Linked DNA regions of Homo sapiens: region 1 is linked to region 2. Evidence: chromatin loops called from intact Hi-C (ENCODE). Cell type or tissue: Caco-2. All regions are shown on one strand. Each heading gives the region's core, and the rest is flanking DNA. Links, peaks and the distances in the headings are about the cores only. Region 1 has its middle 120 kb from the start of PAX1. Region 2 overlaps PAX1 (paired box 1).

Region 1 (5,390 bases), core at 293-5,292, 110 kb after region 2:
AGTATTCTTCATGATTTCTCTTGACTAACATGCCTTCTGACAATGTTGTCTGAAGCTGTGGCTTCATTTGGGAAATTTCTGTGTGTTTTAGAAAATGTAATGCTGTCATCACAATGGGCCATAGACATTTCAGTCTTTCTAGGTGTTCTGAAGGGGTTGGCTCAAAAATACAGGGCAGGCTTTCACGTTGGTCTACTTTTAGTAGTGACATCTTTCAGATTTACCTAAAATAATGGCTAATATTTGTCTAAAAACTTTCTAGTGGAGAACTGTACTCATACTAATGGCTAGTAAAATTAATGGCTTACTGTGTGTATTGCATGCTCGCTGAAGTGTTTTCTGTGTGTCCACTCAGTTACTATGTCACTCCCATTTTGCAGATGAGGAAACTGAGGAATGGATGGGCCACAGTTCATGCAGCCTTTCTAAGCTTCCCATGGGAGACTTGACAGGTTAGTTATGATGCATCCATAGAATGGGCCATTAAAAAGAGTGAGGTAGATCCATATTCAGTAGATGTGACAAACTCCCCAAGATGTGTGTGTGCATATATGTGTGTGTGTATATATATATACACATACATATACAGAAAGAGAGAGAGAGAGTCTCACTCTGTCTTCCAGGCTGAAGTGCAGTGGCATGATCTTGGCTCACTGCAACTTCTGCCTCCTGGGTTCAAGCGACTTTTGTGCCTCAGCCTCCTGAGTAGCTGGGACTATAGGTGCAAGTTACCACGCCCTGCTAATATTTTTGTATTTTTAATAGAGACAGGGTTTCACCATGTTGGCCAGGCTGGTCTCGAATTCCTGACCTCAAGTAATCCACCCACCTCAGCCTCCAAAAGTCCTGGGATTACAGGCGTGACCCACTGTGCCCAGCTCCCAAAATGTATAACTAAGTGAGAAGGGAAGGATGTAGAATAGGGTGGGTGTTTTGCTATTTTCTTGATGTTGCTTATAAAAGGCTGTGTATATTTTGCTGGTATATGAATGCACATGCATTTTTTTTTTTTGAGACAGAGTTGCCCAGGCTGGATTTCAGCTGGCATGATTTCAACTCTCTGCAACCTCCACCCCCCGGGTTCAAGCAATTCTCATGCCTCAGCCTCCCAAGTAGCTGGGACTACAGGCATGCGCCACCACACCTGACTAATTTTTTTTTCCTTTTTAGTAGAGATGGGGTTTCACCACGTTGGCTAGGCTGGTTTTGAGCTCCTGACTGCAGGTTATCTGCCTGCCTCAGCCTCCTAAAGTGCTGAAATTACAGGCGTGGGCCACTGCACATTTCTTTTTCTGGTCTGGAAGCAAACCCAACACAATGTTAATAGCAGTTACCTTTGAGGTAAAGGTTTATTTTATTTAAAATTATTTTTACTTTCCTTATGTTTGAGTGTTTTTTACCATGTGTATATTATGTTACTTACATTTTTAAAGAAAAATTGTCAACAAGGTTACCTGGATAGTGAAATTATGAATGATCTTTGCTTTCTTATATGTTTCTGTTTCAAAAACACAGTAAATGTTATTTATTTTGTGGAAGATTTCTATCAATAAAGGAAAACCAGAGAATGTCCAGGCTAATGGTAGGAGATTTAGTTTTTGGGTTTTCTGGCTGGCTGGTGCTGGTTGGGGTGAGTCTAGGCTGGCTGCTGGTGGTGGGGCAGACCCCTGAGGCCCTCAGAGTCATACACAGAGGAAGAGCTTGGGTCAGACTTTGGCCTTTTCTGCTTGTTTCATCAAAACAGAAACCACAAGCTTTATCACAGCCTCAAAATGCATTTTCTCTCTTCTTTGGGGTTAAAAACAAATTTTTCTTCAAAGAAAGCATATTGAGATTTTTAAGTCAAGTTCACAATTAAAAAAAAATTTTCTTGAAAGATGTGTGTATTGTCTTAACATGGGTTCCCTTTGTTAACACCTCCCAGTGGATTTATTTGGCATGAGGGATCTAGGGGCAGGACCCTGGACTTCTTCTTAGACAACCTAACCTCTTTGGTCCAGAACTATCTCAAGGTTCTGCTACCAACATGTTAGAAGCAAAAGGCCCAGGAAACAACCCAGTCACTTCATGGGAATTGGCAGCTTTAAATGTGAGTACACACACAGCAGTTGGTTATCTCTTTGGGGGTTAAGTTACCCCATTTAGTGCCGACTTGTGCAGACAATGGGGCAGAGGCCAGAGACACCAGAGTAATCCTTTTACCTGCCTGATCTGGAGTGACATTGGAATGAAGGGGCACTTTCAGAGGGTATCAGTTTCCTAGGTAAGTTCTGCAAACAAGCCCGCAGAGCCTCAGCTTCCTCATTGTGCGTCCACTGCAGGCTGAAAAAAGCCAGACCTGCTTGTCAGTCCCGCAAACAGATGAAAGACCTACTTGGGTTCGGTGGAATTCCATTGTCGTGGTATTTACTCACAGTCGCCTAGCGCCTCCCCTGAAATGTGGACTGCAAGGGGACTAGTTTTCATGCCAAGCACCACATCCTGAAAGCATAAACAGCGATTAAAACTTATTATAAAAAGAGTTGGAAGGGCAGCCAGGGTTTTCCGTCTCTCTTGGTGAATAAACTCAACTCCTACATGCCAACACCTTGTGGTTACCCAATACTCTCTCTGTCCTGTCATTTTTCTTTCAAAGAAGCCACACCTTCCATTTCTCACTGCAAAGAGCTGTGGTGACAGACATGTAAGAATTTTATTTTCTTTTTAAAGTAACTTAGATTACAGTAGGGCTGCCATGAGAAAGGTGACACAGAAGAGCAGACGAGAGGGAGCAGAAAGGTGTATGCAGATTCTCTTGTGTCCATCAGCCTTAAGAACAGGGGCTGCTGAGCCAAGTCAGAGGCTGAAGCCACTCCTAGGGATAAGATCCCCCCATGTCTCTACTCTGGGGACATTAGCTCCACTGTTTAGACTAGCTTCTCACTTTCACCCACATTTTTAGGCCAGTGGAAACTTCCATAAATCCAGGTCATACATTCACATTCAACCGATGTGTGTTTACCCACTACTTCCGATCTGAAATTTTGGGAAGCTGGAGAACGGACAGGGACACTTGCCCACAGCTCTGCAGGCCAGAGGTGGTCCCATTCTGGGACTTTCTGTCCTTCTCTCCAGCTGAACAAACCTGATGATGCTGGCCTCCTCTCATAGACCTTTTAAATGCTGCATGAAGTCCAAACCACTTAGCAGAATTCTGGTCCCCACCTTCACTTCCAACCTCCTGGATGCCCTCTTGCCCTCTACTCTTTGTTCTGGTCATGAAATAGAAAATATAATCCTGCACCCGGTCTTTACCTGGGCAGGGCCCCTGTCCTGGAATGCCTCCCTTTTCCTGCTTTATCTAACTCGCCTCTGTTCAGTGAAGACCCAACTTAAATGCCGTCTTGTCTGGGAAATCTTACTTCAATCCTCTAGGAAATATTAATTGCTTCTCCCTTTAGAGCAGATTATCAGTGATATTATTTGTTTGTATGATCATCTCCCCAAAAAGCTTCTTAAGGGTTTCAGGAAAGCATTTTGCTCATTTCCATATCTTCAGTTCCTAGCAATATACTTGGTAATCAATATGTGTTTGTTGAAGTTTGTATGAGATCATCAATATTTCTCATGCAGAGAACAGAGAAAAGAGAACAACAATAAAATATCTTCAATGCTGGGCTATCCTGAAACAGAGATTTTTTTGTTTGCTACATTTTTTTTTTTTTGAGACAGGGTCTTGCTTTGCCACCCAGGCTGGAGTGCAGTGTCGTGATCACAGCTCACTGCAGGCTCTACCTCCTGGGCTCAGGTGATCCTCCCACCTCAGCCTCCTGGCTAGCTGGGACTATAGACATGTGCCACTATGCTTAGCTAATTTTTTGTATTTTTTTGTTGAGACAAGGTTTTACCATGTTGCCCAGGCTGTTCTTGAGCTGGGCTCAAGTCATCCACCTGGCTTGGCCTCCCAAAGTGTGGGGATTACAGCATGAGTTTCTGGGCCTGGCCTCTTTGCTACACTTTGTCAGGGTCTTTTGCAGGAATTCCTTGTGGTCGTTGGCAGGTGTCATGCCTTATCACTGGTAGGCAAGCCTTGGAAAGCTCCTGTGAAGATTGTCCTATTAGTATCAGTTTACTTTTTTGAAAAAATATTTTTATTGATTTTGGAGACAGAATCTTGCTTTGTCACCCAAATTGGAGTGCAGTGGCATGATCATAACTCACTGTAGTCTCAAACTCCTCGATTCAAGTGATCCTCCTGCCTCAGCCTCCCAAAGTGCTGGCATTACAGGCATGAGCCACCATGCCTGGCCTTAGTTTACTTAAAAAAAATCTAAAAGTTTTAAAAAAACTTTACATAAAAATGGAAATAGCTGTATTATTTATTTTTGATTTATAATATATACATATTGGCTATGAAAAATTCAAATGACCAAAAAACTAAAAGATAAAATGAAAACCTAAAAGCAAAATTTACCCTAAATGCTACCACACAGATAACACAGTTATCCTGTGGTAAATATCCTTCTAGATATATCTCATGCATATGCATACACACATAAACACATAAACATGCTCAGTTTCATATATTCATCTATTCTGAAAACACCTTAAACATTGCCTAAGTGACTCACATTTTACCTGCTCTTATGTAGCCTCCTTTGTATCTCAACGTATTGGACACCTTCATAACAATATACAATACTTGGCGTCTTCTATTCTAATGGGTGTAGAGTATTCACCTGAATGAATGTTCCCAATGTTTTTCAAATGTCTGCTGCTGGATCTAGATGTTATTCCCGGATTTTCAGTACTATAAACCCTCGCCGTGATTGACATTCTTTTTCAGTGAAGTCACATTTCATGGGGGTTTCAGGAAAGGCGATATGTCCAGTAAAGTTTTCAAGGAGTCAATATCACCATGCAAAATTAGTTTGGTGCCACTTTGGAGAAAGACGTGGCCTCTCCAATTAGTCCAGCATAGCCAGTCTTTTCTCCTGTATTGGATAAGACAGTTGTTTCCTGAAGCAAGCACTTGTTGAAATAGCTGGCTTGCATTTTGGCGGGGGTCATGTGCTGTGTGAAAAATGAACAATACATTTACCTTTAAATACAGGGCCAAGCCCAATACGGTGAGATACTCTTATTCATTTGAGGCCTTTCTAGACGACAAGAGACCAGAGAAGAGAGAAGCAGGCCCCTGTGCCCCTCCTGACATGTCCCTACTGTGTGAAAGGGCTGGGCTGGGGGACAGAATCACCAGGGAATTTCAGGTTCTCTCTCTCTTTCTTACTTACAGAAACCATAGCATCCCTTTTGGCAATGCTAAATGTGAATCTTGTTATACAGCTTTCCAGAAATGGGTCAGCTGGATAAAAGTGTACCAGGTCAAAAGTTTACCAATTTGTCATCCT
Region 2 (5,390 bases), core at 207-5,206:
TGAGTTCCCTGGCTCTGGGGCGAGCATTCACTGAGGATAGGCAGCCTTCGTCCCAGAGCCAGCAGGCTCTGACATTTCATGTGGGGTGTGGAGGGACATACCCCCTCTCTCGCGGCTGGGGGTCACGGAACATCTTAGTGAACTTGGCTTAAATCTCTGCTCCACTGTATGTGTCAGGGGACTGGGACCTCTTGGAACCTGTCTGTGAAATGTAGCCTTCAATGCAGTAACGCGCACGGTGACCTGGCCTGTAGGAAGACTGCCACTGGTGTGGCCTCACCTCTCTGGAGACAATTTTGCTTATCTGTTAACAAAAGTTAGAGGAATCACTTGTAAGGTTGGTGGGAGACCCAGAATTTAAATATTTTCCAAAAGATCCCATTGGAATATTGCACTTTTGCTCTTTGTTCGTATGGATCTGTGGAGGAACTGAGAGCTCATAATAAAATTATGCAGCACCACGTCAGGTAGAATAATTTGAGAAACAATCACTCCCTAAACGCAGTTTGTCTTTGCCTTTCATTTTTTTAATTTAAGAATAAGTTTTTTTTAGAAAAATATAGAGATGTAACCCAAAGAAAATAAAGACATAATCAGATAGCCCTCTGATTTTTTGAAAGAATAGAAATAATATATGCGTATCACTAAAAAACTCAAGCAGTACAGAAACATTAAAATGAAAAGTGGAAGTTCTTCCTGCTCTCATTTTTGTTCTTAAAGGTGAATGCTGTTATAGTCTTTTGTGAATCTTTCCAGGAAAAACATGCATGCGGGAAAATATGTTTCTGTCTATGTGTTATTTGAAAGTGCACACTAATGAGTTGTGCTGTGCACACACAGACATGAGCTGAAGATCTGCTCTTTGCGTACCACCAGCTTCAGCTCCAATGTACCCACTTTATTCTCGTGAATGGATGTCTATTACCGAGGATTTATTAAAAACAGGGTATTTGTAAAGAGGGCCAGCTTCGTGCTTTAAATGAATAAAGACAGGATTTTGTTGTGTTCATTATTGGAGGAAGTACTTGCAATGGATTGTAATAACTTCCCTGCCAAAGGTAGCTGTTTTTTGGCAAGAAGTAAGGAAAACAAACCAAAGGAAAGGAGGATTGAGGGGCAAGAGGCATGAAGTTTTGCCCTTCTTGAATATGCCCCGAGTTGTTCTACAGATCACTGAAGGGCATTTGAAGGTGTGAGGGGAAGGCTTCCTCTCCTTTGGAGGGAGTCAGTCTCTCTGGGCCAGGAAAGAGACATGGAGGCAGAGGGGTGCGGGAAAACCTTGTGTGAAGAAATACTGGCTACAAATAAAGTTTAGATTTTCAATACTGGCACAAGCATTTTTTTAAACCTATCCCAAATTCAATTTACTAAAATCCACGTGGAATTAACCTCCTGACGAGTGAACCCCACTCACTGACAACAGTATTTCTGCCATTTGTGTGTTTCTGGTAAGAAGGATGGAATTTATTTAATTGAACTGTGGTTTCGGTAAAGCACACTGTAGATTTCCTGGCATCAGCTTCCCTAGCTAGGATTACATTGGCCTGGGTTTCTTTTCAAAAGAAACTCTACCTGCCCCATGTAATGCTGGATGATATGAATTTAGAATCTTGCTAGAATGTGCCTGAGGAACTCAGTTGAAAGGACTGTGCATCCAGACAGGCTATATAATAAGAAACATTTGAATCCCTTCTTTTAATGGGCAAGATTTATGCACAAAGTGGTATTTGGTTTTCACCTTGACCTTGCTGTCTGAACCATAGCCTTACTCACTGAAGAAATGTCCTATGGTTGAGATATTTCTAGCCAAACGTTTGTATCTCAACCTTAAATTTTTTTTTCGTTTTTTTTTTTTTTTTTTTTTTAACAGAACAAGGAAGAATCACACTGTCTTCTTTTTCAAGGCCATAAAATGAGAACCACACATTTAGCCCCAGTCCAACTTGGGAATTCTAAACACTTGGAACAATTATACTCAGTTTAGTCTAGTCCTTTCTTTGGAGTTGAAACCAGTTGAAACTCCTGCTGCACTCTAAAGAGCTCTTGTCCAGGAGATGCAGCCTGTGATTCTTGTTGGAACACACATCTGTTTCTGGCTGGCCAAATCCAAAAGTGGAATCCCAATTGCAGTTTTCATGGGTGGCAGAATTTCAACTTCATTATAATGTAACCACCTGGGTTGCCTTCACTTTTCTTTTTCTTCTTAAGGATGAAATAGGCAGATAAGTATTCATTCAGCTATTAAATTACATTTCCATCCTGTAACGTCTTATTTCCTTTTTCTCTGGTGAAATATATTGACTTGATGGATTATCTGCAGTGTCATTTCTTATATAGACCTCACAATTTTAACTTTCAGAGTTTCTTCCAGTCATTTGCGGATGTGGTTTTAGCTTTGTAAGATTTTATTTTACCCCAAACAACAAACAGCAAAACAAAAATTACTAGATGGTTTTGATTTAACAACAATCTCTTGGATGAAAAGTAAGCAAGATATTTAAATGAATGGAAAGAAATTGACTTCTTAAAAAATTGAATTGGAGCCTGAAACTTGTGAAACATAAAAAATAAAATGCTTCTCTGGCAAACAAGTTGTAATATGATTAGCTTGAACCGGGAAGCTGAAAGTATTATTCTGGCCACCAGGGGGAGCACATATTGTTCCAGGAGATGAAGACAAGCATGAAGATAAATAATACAATGTAAAAGATTTGTCGTTTTGTTAAAGTGGCGACTTTCCTGTTGTGAAGGTCTACTTAGAAGAGAAGGGCTCTTGCTGTTGTTGTTGTTATTATTATTATTGTTAGCCAGATGCTCGCACATGTGGTAAAAAATGGACTTTCTAGGCTCATCAACACATGACTTAGCAAACAAGTTAGCTTAGACATCAATAGCACCTTGAAAATAAGTTTCACTTCCAACTTTGACTCTAATATATACATAGATTGAAGTCTTTGAGTTTAAAATAAACATATGTGAATTTTAAAAGCAACTAGCCAGGCACAGTGGCTCACACCTGTAATCCCAGCACTTTGGGAGGTTGAGGAGGAAGGATTGCTTGAGCCCAGGAGTTTGAGACCATCCTGGGTGACCTAGCGAGACCCCATCGCTATCAAAAAAAAAAAAAAAAAAAAAAAAAAAATTAGCTGGATGTGGTGTGCATGCCCATAGTTCCAGCTACTTGGGAGGTTGAGGCAAGAGGATTCCTTGAGCCCAGGAGAGGGAGGCTGCAGTGAGCTGTGATTGCACCACTGCACTCCAGCCTGGGTGACAGAGTACGACTCTGTCTCAAAAACAAAAAACAAAAAACAAAAAACCAACCTAATCTAAACTGATATTTTTGGGAAATAAAATCAATTTCATTTATATTTGTGAAATTTTAATTTTTTTGGTTCATTTGAGTTTGTCTCTCATTTTAAGCAACTTATCTATATTTAGTGATCTTTTTGAAAGTTTTAATCATTTAAAGTGACAATACAATATTTCTCTGTAAGGACCAACGTATTACAGAGGCAACAAACAGCAAGGAAAATGATTATCTTCTCACTCTCTATTTATTTTAGGATAAAATCCAGAAAGATTACCATGGGTGAGGCAACGATAATTTATTTCTTAGATTTAAAAAAAGGAGCCTCTCTTACCATCTGTAATGTGGTCGTTTGCACATATTTAACTCAGAATACCAGCTGTGGAACATCTTTATGCAGGAAGCAGTTTAGGAAAGGATAGGGGATGTGTAGCTAAAAGTTGGCAGAGCTATCTGGTTCAAAGTCTCAGTTTTACCACTTACCAGTTGTGTTGCTTTGGGTAAATTTAGGCAAAACCTTTCAGCCTTAGTTTCCTCATCCGTTTAATGGAAATTATACCTCTCTCCCTGGGCTGCTGTGAGAACTAAATGTAATAATATACATAAAGAGTAGGGACTTGCTTTGGGTCACAGTCAGCTTTTATTAGTGTTATTATTGTTGCTGTTTTCTTCTTTTTCTTTGTACATCAACGTTTTATGGTGAATTAAATCGTGTTTTAACCTTGTAGACCACATTGGCTATTACATATATATATATAATATATATGTAATATATATATGTAATGTATATTATATATGTAATGTATATAATATATGTAATGTATATAATATATATGTAATACATATATATTATATATGTATATAATACATATATATGTATATATATGTATGTATATATATATGTATATATGTATATATATATGTATATAATACATATATATACATATATATTATATATGTAATACATATATAATATATATGTAATGTATATATATGTAATGTATATAATATATATGTAATACATATATAATATATATGTAATGTATATTATATATGTAATGTATATAATATGTATGTAATACATATATTATATATGTAATGTATATTATATATGTATTACATATATGTATTACATATATAACATATATGTATTACATATATGTATTACATATATAACATATATGTATTACATATATGTAATACACATATAATATATATGTTATATATATATATATATATAAAATTTTTTAAAAAATTGTTTCTTGAGATAGGGTCTCACTCTGTCACCCAGGCTGGAGTATAATGGTTTGATCATAGTTCACTGCAGCCTTGAACTTCTAGACTCAGGTGATCCTCCCACCTCAACCTCCTGAGTAGCTACAACTACAGCCATGCACCACCACACCTGGCTAATTTTTTAATTTTTAATTTTTTGTAGAGATGCAGTCTTGCTATGTTGCCCAGGCTGGTTTTGAACTCCTGGGCTCAAGCCATCCTCCCACCTTGACCTCAGCCTCCCAAAGTGTTAGGATTACAGGCATGAGCCACCGCACCTGGCCTTGGCTATATATTAGATTCATTGATGATCCAGAGCCCATCAAGACTGCTAACGCAAGTCTCTGAATTTACTGGAGCACTCGACAGCATCAGAGGGAAGAGCCACCATCACCTACTAATCATATCTGATGGCCCTGGGACATTCACCAAGACCTTAAGACTACTTGATGATTTCATGGCTAGACCTGTGAGGATTAACAGCCAGCAGGTTACTGCCATTACTGCATTGAAGCAGAGTTTGTGTAGCAAGTCCACTTAGATCAATTTTATGTGATCATGCTTTGTGTCATGTCTACAGATCCAGAACTGGTGTGCAGAGACCTCGTCCTGCTTGGAAAACGCATTCACCTCCAGGGGGCTGAAAAGCCTGTTGCATCTGCTGCTGACTTTAGTGCAATGATTATGGGCAGCCATGTTGGGCTTCAGTTTGTGTCTCTTTGATGAGTAAATGACTTTCGTTAAGGCAAAGCTACGTATTCTAGCTGCTACTGGAGACAACACAAGATAGCACAAAAGCCTTTAACTC

The links. Hi-C counts contacts between places; a loop is a spot of excess contacts. Peaks named below come from ENCODE experiments on the same cell type or tissue, not always from the same donor. Only the 100,000 strongest peaks of a DNase experiment are listed, where the experiment ranks them.
Region 1: it touches region 2 in a loop (11-fold over the local background); 1 of 110 quality-filtered maps calls a loop at or near these places.

What each region holds. Positions count from the first base shown.
Region 1 is chr20:21,824,789-21,830,178 of GRCh38, forward strand. No RefSeq gene overlaps it. Among named protein-coding and RNA genes, the nearest start is that of PAX1, 120 kb to the left of the region's middle. In Caco-2, for the core only: no CTCF peak of the experiment used is centred there; a DNase peak (open chromatin) is centred at 2,363.
Region 2 is chr20:21,717,159-21,722,548 of GRCh38, forward strand. It overlaps PAX1 (paired box 1), which reads left to right. Exons shown (of 5, transcript NM_001257096.2): 5 at 1-1,323. Among named protein-coding and RNA genes, the nearest start is that of PAX1, 14 kb to the left of the region's middle. In Caco-2, for the core only: a CTCF peak has its summit at 2,660 (motif pointing right); a DNase peak (open chromatin) is centred at 2,643.